2 separate regions of the Homo sapiens genome follow, and region 2 is linked to region 1. Evidence: chromatin loops called from intact Hi-C (ENCODE). Cell type or tissue: PC-9. All regions are shown on one strand. Each heading gives the region's core, and the rest is flanking DNA. Links, peaks and the distances in the headings are about the cores only.

The links. A loop is a pair of places that touch in the nucleus more often than their neighbours do. Peaks named below come from ENCODE experiments on the same cell type or tissue, not always from the same donor. Only the 100,000 strongest peaks of a DNase experiment are listed, where the experiment ranks them.
Region 2: it touches region 1 in a loop (2.7-fold over the local background); 1 of 110 quality-filtered maps calls a loop at or near these places.

What each region holds. Positions count from the first base shown.
Region 1 is chr22:21,099,431-21,107,301 of GRCh38, forward strand. It overlaps the pseudogene BCRP2. Among named protein-coding and RNA genes, the nearest start is that of LRRC74B, 57 kb to the left of the region's middle. RefSeq lists enhancers at 2,982-3,953, 3,402-3,451. In PC-9, for the core only: CTCF peaks have their summits at 3,543 (motif pointing right) and 3,746; no DNase peak of the experiment used is centred there; H3K4me3 peaks cover 448 bases; H3K27ac peaks cover 233 bases.
Region 2 is chr22:20,798,504-20,801,003 of GRCh38, forward strand. PI4KA (phosphatidylinositol 4-kinase alpha) reads right to left here. Exons shown (of 55, transcript NM_058004.4): 15 at 1,168-1,263; 16 at 590-773; 17 at 81-184. Among named protein-coding and RNA genes, the nearest start is that of SERPIND1, 26 kb to the left of the region's middle. In PC-9, for the core only: no CTCF peak of the experiment used is centred there; a DNase peak (open chromatin) is centred at 1,108; H3K27ac peaks cover 1,044 bases.

The DNA of each region.
Region 1 (7,871 bases), core at 2,562-5,061:
GTAAGGGAGCCAGCTTATTGATGCAGTCAGTAGAAGCCAGCTTCCCAGGGAGATCCAGGTTGGGGGAATATGGAGTGTGGATCAGGAGAGGTAAGGAGATGATATTTGGCAAAAGTACTTCTTAGAGTCACACATCTTGTAATGATAGACCTCAGATTCAAATTCAAGTCTGTTTAAAGTCAAATTATACCATCTATGCATCCTTCCATGCATCCATCCATGCATCCATCCATCTATCCATCCATCCATTCTTCCATTTCCTGAGTGCCTACTGTGTGGCAGGCATTCTGCTAACCTAACAACCCAGTGAGAGACATACTTATATTCCTATTTTATAAAGGCCCAGAGAGGTTAAGTAAATAATCCAGAGTCACACAGCCAGGGAGTGGCAAAGCTAGAATTCTTATTTAATTCCAAACTTGATTTCTACCCTCTCCACCACCAACCACCCATATATATCCACTGACCAACCTATTCATTCATCAGACTTTTACTGCATGTCTCAAGTAAGCTATGCACTGTGTTTAGAGCTGAATGAGACACCATTCTTATGTCTCCATGATATTCACAGTCTGGTAGGAGAAACAGACCTGTATACAGGTTATTGTGCAGTGGTCGGGGACAGGAACTTTGAGAGAGGAACGTATGGTGCCCACTTGTGGGCATATAGGAGTGAGAGGTCTGCTCAGCTGGGGAAAGACAGCATCCTTTTGAGGTGGGTTTTGAAGGATGCATAAGATTTTAAGGGGACAGTGCATCTTGGAAGGGCATCATATCTTTGTAGTCCAGCTGCCTCTCCTTTGCTCGAGCTTCCTTCCTTCCTTCAGGGGTTAATTTGGAAGGACTGAGTTTTGCTGTTATTGAGCAAACAGAGTCCTCTAAAGTGCATAGCCCAGGGGCTGGAATGGAGCTCACGATGTATGTGTGGGGGAGAAAAACTACTTTGATTTGAATTCCTGTCTGGCTATTTTTGAGATGTTATATATGACCTTATGAGGGCCCTTCCCTATGTGGTCATGTCTATAAGAGATTTCGTATCTTTACCCACTGGTGTCAGGTTGGCTGGGTGACTTTCAGCCAATGGGATATGAGTGGAGGTGGTATGTGCTAATTCTGGGCAGACCCATTAAGGGCCCTTCTGTGGTCACCCTTTGGTCTCCCTTTTTGTGATACTATGGATAGTCTTTATTTATTATTCTCCAAGGGTTGTGCCTCACCTTCCCTTTTTACTGCTGCCCCAAGACCATCAGGTTTCCACAAGGGGGTTGCTTCTTTAGCCTTAATCCTGGAATGAAGTGATGAGGGTCAGAGCCAGAGCTGAGCTGCAAGTGTGTGTCACATTCCAGAGGAAGGAATGGTTGTTACTCTAAGACATGGACTTTTGAGGTCATCTGTTATCATAGCATAGTGTAGCCTAAGCTGACCACAGCAAGGCATCTCACCTTTCGACATGTTAGTTTGCTCATCCATAGAAGTGGATTAATAGTTGTAGTCGCATGGCAAAAACCCATCCCTACAAAAAAAAAAAAAAATTAGCCAGGCATGGTGGTGCACGACTGTAGTTCCAGCTACTCAGGGGGCTGAGGCGGGAGGATCATCTGGGCCTAGGGAAGTTGAGGCTGCAGTGAGCTGTGATCACACCACTGTACTCCAGCCTGGGTGACAGAGTGAGATCCTGTTTCAAGAAAAAAACATATCTGTAGTCATGTTATTGGGTTTTGTGAAAATTAGGTGAAATTGCTCAGTAAAAGCACAGTTTCTAGCCCAATGTGTGTCTGCACTTTGCAGATGTTCAAGACTCTTCTTCCAGTCCCTTTCTCTGTCATACTTATTTCTCCCCAGGGCCTTTGCATGTCCATGCTCTTCCTTTGCCTGAGGCTTTTTCTCATTTCCTTCTTTACTCAAGATCCCATATGCAGACCTAGCTCCCCCAGGGGGCCAGATAAGGATGGGCTTAGAGCCCCAGAAAAGTCAGGACAGGAAAGGGATGAGAAAGGTTGCACTTCAGCAACCAGAATCAGGAAATCTAGAAGAGAGTTCCTTTAACCTCAACATGTGCATATATTTTGTGCTTTATGGTTTTGCATTCTTTTAATTTTGATTTACATCGGGTATCTTGGCTGGGCGTGGTGACTCATGCCTGTAATCCCAGCACTTTGGGAGGCCAAGGCAGGTGAATCACTTGAGGTCAAGAATTTGAGCTCAGCCTGGCCAACATGGTGAAACCCCATCTCTACTAAAAATACAAAACTTAGCCAGGCGTAGTGGTGGGCGCCTGTAATCCCAGCTACTTGGGAGGCTGAGGCACCAGAATCACTTGAACCTGGGAGGGCGGAGGTTGCGGTGCTGAGATCATGCCACTACACTCCAGACTGGGCGACAGAGTGAGACTCTGTCTCAAAAAAAAAAAAAAAAAAGTGACATAATTAAAAGAGCCATCATCTATGGCCTTTAAGTGTCATGTGTGTGCTCATCTTTCCTTGCTTTACTACTCAAAGATTATCTTTTCCATGTGACCTGCTCTTTCCTGCCTCTGTCACCACCAAACATCAAAGCCTTAAGTTTTGTTTGGCTGTTTGTTATCTCTTGAGAATTGAGCACCAGAGCTATTGGGTGGGCTTGATGTTGACCTACAATGCAGGATGTCTGTGGGCATGACTCTCTCCTAGGCACTCACAGACACTTGAAGCTGGGGACTGAGGTCCTCTAGTGTGTGTCTGTGGGGGTGAAGGAGTGCACCCTCATCCTCCTGCACTTTCGGGTCTTGTAGCAGCAACTCCCTGTTTCTGTCCTTTCTACTTACTGCTGGTTTCATCACACTCCCAGGGTTAATTTAAAGAACCAGCCTCGGTGTGATGCACCTACAACAAACAGAGCCACTTCTGTGGGGAGCTCTGGAGCTGGGATGGCCCCTCAGAGTCTAGAGGTGGTGAGAGCGCTGGAGCTTCATCACCGTGCTAACTGTGTCCCTGGAAGAGTGAGGGAGCTTGAGTGATTCCTTACCCAAGGGCCGTCATAAAAGGTCTCAGCTGATGCCTACTGCCGATCACATTCAGCTATTTGGGAAGAGATGTTCAGTCCTTAAGAGGACATTATTAGTGGACATCACTCTTTCCACAAAAGCCCCAGTCTTGTGTTACTTAGTCCCACTAGCTTCTTTAAAGAAACCCCAAGAGCATTTCCTCCAGGAATCTGTTTGATCTCTTTTCCTGGGGGAGATTTCCAGGTGATTCTCATTGGAATGAATCCTAGGTCCTGTTGCTGCTGCTGGTCTCACACTGTGACTGATGCTAAGTCCTTCTCTTCCACCACCATTCTGGATTTTCCTTGCTATAGCCTAAGTGTTTATGTCTCCCCAAATTGTCAGCGTTGGAGCACCAAGAAGACAGGCAGCACTGACAGTAGCAGAAGAGTAGGAGGTGGCTGTGGCACCCCACGCCGAGCAGGAGCGGGAGGAGTTCCTGGGCGATGGGGCCGCAGCCTGGGCCGATGCTGACCATGGGATGAGATCATTCTTCACTCTGCACCGTGACCATCAGGGGGCGCCCCAACCACCTTTTCTGCCCCACATCGTGCTCTTGCAGTGTTCTCCCCGCAGGTGCTGCATGGAGTGAGTGGCGGCATCCACCGTGAGGAGGAGAGGAGCTCTGATACCCTCAGGACCCGCCAGGAGGGGCATCACGGAGGCTTCTGGACGACTTGGAGCTGTGTCCTGGGGAGAAAACCGCTCCTGTCTGGGCCCTGAGTGCTGAGGAGGAAGCTGCCATGCACTTTTCCCTGGCATTTTTCCTGCATGGTGAGTACAGAAGCTTTAGTTTTCTGGTATGTTCTGTTCATTCCTCTCCTGTTCTCCCTGGTTTTCCTCTTTCTCTTGTAGTGTTTTAGTATTTATTTTACAGTGGTATTCATTCTCTGAAGGCTTTTGAGGGTGTCAAGTGTAGCAGACTGTGGTATTTTTAGGGGTTTAAGACTTTTTCTGGGTGGGGGGGAGGGGGGAGGGATAGCATTAGGAGATATACCTGATGCTAAATGACGAGTTGATGGGTGCAGCACACCAACATGGCACATGTATACATATGTAACAAACCTGCATGTTGTGCACATGTACCCTAAAACTTTAAAGTATAATAATAATAAAAAAATCTTGGTTTTTATTAAAAATAAATAAATAAATAAATACATTTCTAGTTCTGAAAAAAAAAAAAAAAACCAAACCAACAACAGAAAAAGACTTTTTCTGAGGGAACCTCCCCTGTGTAGAGGGAGAGAGAGGGAAGCCCCGCTCAGGTTGGAGTCAGGGCCAGGCCCAGTTCTGGCTGGCTGCCTCGTGTCCAAGCCTCAGAGGGAGGATTTGCATTGGGCCTTGCTGCATTTTTAAATCTTCGTTCCTGCCATCAGGACCCAGGGGTCACTCTTCTTCACTTTTGGGCAGCGCGTGTCCTCTCGTGTCCCTCCCACCGTGGCCGCCTGACCAGGGGCGAGGGACTCCTCGGTGTGGGTTTTTTGTCCTCTTTGCAGAAATGTCTGTTCTGGGCCTCTGCCCAGTTTGGGGTGGATTATTTTTTGTTGTTGTTTTAAATTGCTATTTAGTACTGTTAATGTGTTGTATATTTTCGGTAAGAACCCCTTAGCAGTTATATGATTCCTCAAAACTTTCGTCCAAACTTCGGGCTCATTTTTTCCGTTGTGGCACAGAAGCTTTTCAGTTTCTTGTAGCCTCACATGGTTGTTCTTGCTTTCCTTGCTTGTGATTTTGGTCCCCAATTTAAAAAAATCATTCACAAACCATTCCATTCTCCATGAGGTTTTTACCCCTTATGTATTCCTCTTTTTCTTTTTGAAACTCTTTCCAACTGATGAGCATGGATTCAAGTTGTCCTGAAAGTAAGCTCCCCCTATCTTTTCTTACAGGAATTTAATAATGTTTTGTGGTTTCAGGTTTTGTGTTGAAATCTTTAATCCATTTTGAGTTGATTTTTGTGTATCGTGTAACAGAAGGGTCCTATTTCTTTTCTTTTCTTTTTTGCATATGGATATCAGTTTCCTCAAAATGATTTCATGAAGAAACTCTCCTGTCCCCATTGTGTCTTTCTGATCTCTGGTGCCGATTTCATTTGCTCTGGAGTTATACCCAGTAGTGGGATTGCTAGATCTTACAGTATTTGCATTTTCTGTCATTTTCTTTGAGACGGGGTTTCTTCTGTCACCCAGGCTGGAGTGCAGTGGTGCAATCACAGCTCACTGTGGCCTCTACCTCCACAGCCCAAGCAGCCCTCCCACCTCAGTCTATGGTAGCTGAGACCACAGGCACACACCACCATGCCTGGCTAAGTTTTTAAATTTTTTGTAGAGACAGGGTTTTGCCATGTTGCCCAGGCTGGTCTCGAACTCCTGAGCTCAAGTAATCTGCCCACATTGACCTTCTGGTAATTGTATTTTCAGTTTTTTGAAAATGGCAACTTCCAACTTTTTACCATAGAATATGTACTAATTTATCTTCCCATCAACAGGGTATAAGAGTTCCCTTTTCTCCAAATCCATACCAGCATTCTTTTTAAAATTTTGTGGCCAGGAACAGTGGCTCATGCCTGTAATCCCAGCACTTTGGGAGGATGAGGCATGGTGGTGTGCACCTGTAGTCCCAGATACTTGAGAGGCTGAAGTGGGATGATCACCTGAGCTAGGGAGGTCAAAGCTGCAGTGAGCTGGGATCACGACACTGCACTTCAGCCTGGGTGACAAAGTCTGAGTCCCTGTCTCAAAAAATTAAAAAAAAACTTTTTAGTAACATTTATTTCAATAAAAGTGAAACGGCATCTGAATGTGGTTTTGAGGTACATTTTTTTTCTGATGAGAGACGTTGAGGACCGTTTCTCTTACATGTTGGTCAATTTTGTGTCATCTTTGCAGAGATGTCTACTCAAGTTCTTTGTATTGGTTTGGATATGTATTTTGCTACATTGTATTTTTTTTCTGTGTATATGTTTGATAACAACCAGTGATTGAGTTATCGCTTACATGATTCCCTTTCTTTTTTTTTTTTTGAGACAGAGTCTCATTCTCTCACCCAGGCTGGAGAGCACAGTAGCACATCACATGACCATATATATTGGCTACCTACAGCTTTGCAATGTAATTTGCTATCAGGAATTGTGAGTCTCCCAACTTAGTTTGTATTTCTCAGGATTCCTTAGAGGTTCAGGGCCATTAGTGGTTCTATGTGAATATTAGCATTTTATATTCATATTTCTTAAATTTTTGCCATGTATAATAACATACACAATTAGAAGTTATGCTGGGACATGTTTTTTTCTTTGGGGACATTTTGATACATGTATACTTTGAGTAATGATCAAATCAGGGTACTTATCATAACTATTCCCTCATTGAGGTATTATTTCTTTGTTGTGAGTACATTCAAATTGCTCCCTTCTAGTTTTTTGAAAAATACAATATTTTGTTAACCAGAGTTACCCAGCTGTGGCATAGAAAACCAAAATGTGTTTCGCCAAACTCACTGTAACTTTGTTTCCATAACCGATCCCTCCCATCCCCCTCCTATCCCCCTCCTTCCCCTCTCCTCAGGAAACCGCTACTGTACCTTCTGCTTGAAGGTAAAGTTTTTTGGATTCCATATAAGTGAGATCACATAGTGTTTGCCTTTCTCTACCTAGTCGATTTCATTTAATGTAATGTCTTCCAGGTTCGTCTGTGTTTTTGCAAATGACATGTTGTCATGAATTTTTATGCATGAGGCATATTTCATCATGTCTGTATGCTGAAGTCCCTTCATCCTTTCATTGGTTGGTGGACAGGTAGGTTGATTTCATACCTTGGTTACTCATTGTTAGTGAGTAGTAGGTCACTAAACCTCAGAAGGCAGCTGTTGCTTCAACAGACCGATCTCATTTTCTTTAAGCTCACAACCACGGTTAGAATTACTAGATGAAACAGTTCTTGCATTTTTAATTTCTGAGGGTGCTCCAAGTGGTTTTCTCAGTGCGTTTCATCATTGAAATTTCTCCCAATAGTGTATAAGAGGATCTCTATATCTAACAGCACCCTGAACTTTTATTTTTAAATTATTTCTGTTTTGGTATTATTCATTTTACTTAGCGTTAGATAGTATCTGAGTGTGGTCTTTATTTACAGTTTTGTGATGACCAGTGATGTTGAGAAACACCTTTTTTACCTTTTAATCAATATCATACCTTCTTTTCAGAAATGTCTGTTATTCAGGTTTTTTTGCCCAGTTTTTTTGGGGGTATTGGGTCTTGTATGTTTTGTCCCTCTGTAGTGTTAGTTTCTGCTGTTGTCAGATAACACTCCCTTTCAGATATATGATTCCTCATAATTTCCTTTTTTTGATGTGTAAAAAGATAAACCTATTGTGGCAACAGCCAAGAACGGTAATAATCAAATGCAGGAATTAGGTGCCATTTATATTTCCCCACTCAGAGTATAAGACTTCCTGCCTCACAGAAGTAAATGAGATTTTTCTGTGCATATAGTAAAATTTTACTTTTCATATTTTAATTTTTCGTGTCCTAAAAAGTTAACACAATTTAATTAAAAATTAAAGCCACTAAAACATTTATGTAACAATTTCTTTTTAAATTTTACTTTAAGTCCTGGGATACATGTGCAGAATGTGCAGGTTTGTTACATAGGTATACATGTGCCATGGTGGTTTGCTGCATCTATCAACCCGTCATCTAGGTTTCAAGCCTGGTATGCATTAGGTATGTGCCCTAATGCTCTCCCTCCCCTTGCCCCCAACCCCCTGACATGCCATGGTGTGTGATGTTCCCCTCTCTGTGTCCATGTGTTCTCATTGTAACAATTTCTTTAATTACCACATAAGGTACTAT
Region 2 (2,500 bases), core at 1-2,500, 300 kb before region 1:
GAGACAAATTCACAAACCTCACATTTTTAAAGTAAGTTAAATACTGTCATGATAAAAAAGTGACAATGAGGTCCAGTTACCTATAGCCGTGGTCCTTGTAATCTTTGGTGGCTGAGTATACAACGGAGCTGGCCTTCACACTGATCTGCTGGAAGAGGTTCCACACTTCCTGATAGATGTATTGCTGGGAGAGAGCAAGATGCACTGTCACCATGCAGGATGCCCTCATGAGGCCCCTCCTGTCATCACCTAGAGAGAAAGCTCTGGAATCCTGGGGCACAACAGCCCAAAGACTATCAGCCCAAAGATCATCCATTTCTAAAGCTTTAATCAAACCTCAAATTAAAAGCTAAAAGGGACATGGCTTAGATTCAAATCTTCTGTTATAATACACTGACAAGAAATTAAACCTCTTTTTCCCCAGCACTCACAGCATCTTACACTATTCTTACTACTCCGCATTAAAACCGTTGTCAGCATTTAGCTCATCTGCAAGGTATATTTAATCTGTATTTGTACATCCCTTATAGTCAAGAGTTTAACGTAGCTTGCACAGGGTTAGTGGTGTTCTGGCTCTGGCCTCCCTTACATTTCCGGTGATAACCAGGCAGCCCAGCTGGTCAATAATCAGCACATCGAGGGGGGAGGGTGGCTGGCAGAATTTCTGCTGTAGGATCTGCAGAATGGGCTCCATGACCTTCGGGGTGTCCCTCAAGGCCACCGCAATGTGTCCCAAGGCTCGGATTGTGTGGTCGGGAATCAAGTGAGCGTCCCTACAGAAGGAAGAACAGAAGCGCCCTAGCAACAGTCCCTCCAGCATGCAGTAGTGAAACAGTACCCAGAGACTACGATCTAGACCTTAATTTCATAACAGTCTTGATGCAGTGTTCATCTGAAACTGACAGCCCAGGATTTTAACCACGGGCAGAAACATAAGCCCCAGGCACTAGTCTGGATGACAAAGATCTTTCTCGACTTCCACACAGTGGTCCAGGAAGTACAATCCAAGGTGGGCTTCACCTTAAATCTTGTGACAACCCTGATACATGCCTATGCTCTGAGACAAGGAGATAAGGACAGAGGCATGCATACGCACAATGCCAGGTGCCCCACACGAGCCTGCTGAGAACAATGGGCTGCCTCTGAGAGACAGGAATAGGGGCGTACTTGTCGCTCTCCTGAGAGATGTAGAGCCGGTTGGACAGGCTGGCCAAGAACGCCTCCACAATCACTGGGTCCACCGTCAATCCAGCCTTCAGGCACCTGAGGAGCAAGAAAACCCATGTGGCACTGAGGCATCAAACCAAGATAGGTTTTTTGTTTTTTAATTTTTCCTTCCTTAGGCCTACAAAGTTTAAAGAACTGCTCTGAATTTTCTTCCCCCCAAATTGGAGGTCATAACACAGAATGAATTCAAAGAATTACTCCAGATTTTGCCCACTTGATAAATGTCTCAGTCGGAAACAATAATTTCATTATTTTGCCCAGAACAGTTTCCTTTGGAATATCATGCTCACCCTAATTCCAATTTCAATCCCTTGTACTGTTTCTTAAGGTCACAGTGACTGATTCCAAAGACAAACGGTCCCAAGATAGCATAGTAAACATCACAATTATATACCAAGGTTTTCATGGTAAGGAGAAACATTTACGTTACAGAGAAAAGGGGAAAAATTTAAAGCCCCTAAAAACATAAAATCTTGTAAGATGTCCTAGCTCTCCACATCTGTTTGGCTCCTGGGCCAGAGTTTGGAAAACAGTTTGAGTCTGACAGACAAGCTGCCATCTTGATTTAGCTTCTAAGGGCAAGGAACCAGAATCCAGGGAAAGAAGTATTTGCATGGAAATCAGACTGTATGTAGCTCTCAAGTTGGAAGAACAAGAGTCCACAGTGCAGGAGTCTGGGCAGCAAGGGGTACCTAATCATATTTTAAAACCTCACATTTATATTAAACATTCCACAGAAAACAAGGTAAAGAAAATATGATGATACGTTACTCTGGATGTTGAGCTAATGGATAATCCTTCTCTTTTTACTTTTCTATACATTACAATTTTTCTCTAGTAAGAATTTCTTAGCCAGGCACGGTGGCTCACACCTGTAATCCCAGCACTTTGGGAGGCACAGGTGGGCGGATCACAAGGTCAGGAGATCAAGATCATCCTGGCTAACATGGTGAAACCCCATCTCTACTAAAAAAAAAAAAAAAATACAAAAAAATTAGCTGGGCATGGTGGCGGGCACCTGTAGTCCCAGCTACTCCAGAGGCTGAGGCAGGAGAATGGCGTGAACCCAGGAGGCGGAGCTTGCAGTGAGCTGAGATCGCGCCACTGCACTCCAGCCTGGGCGACAAAGCAAGACTCTGTCTCAAAAAAAAAAAAGGAAGAATTTCTTTTTTTTTTTGAGACGGAGTTTTGCTCTTGTTGCCCAGGCTGGAGTGCAATGGTACAATCTCGGCTCACCGCAACCTCCGCCTCCCGGGTTCAAGTGATTCTCCTG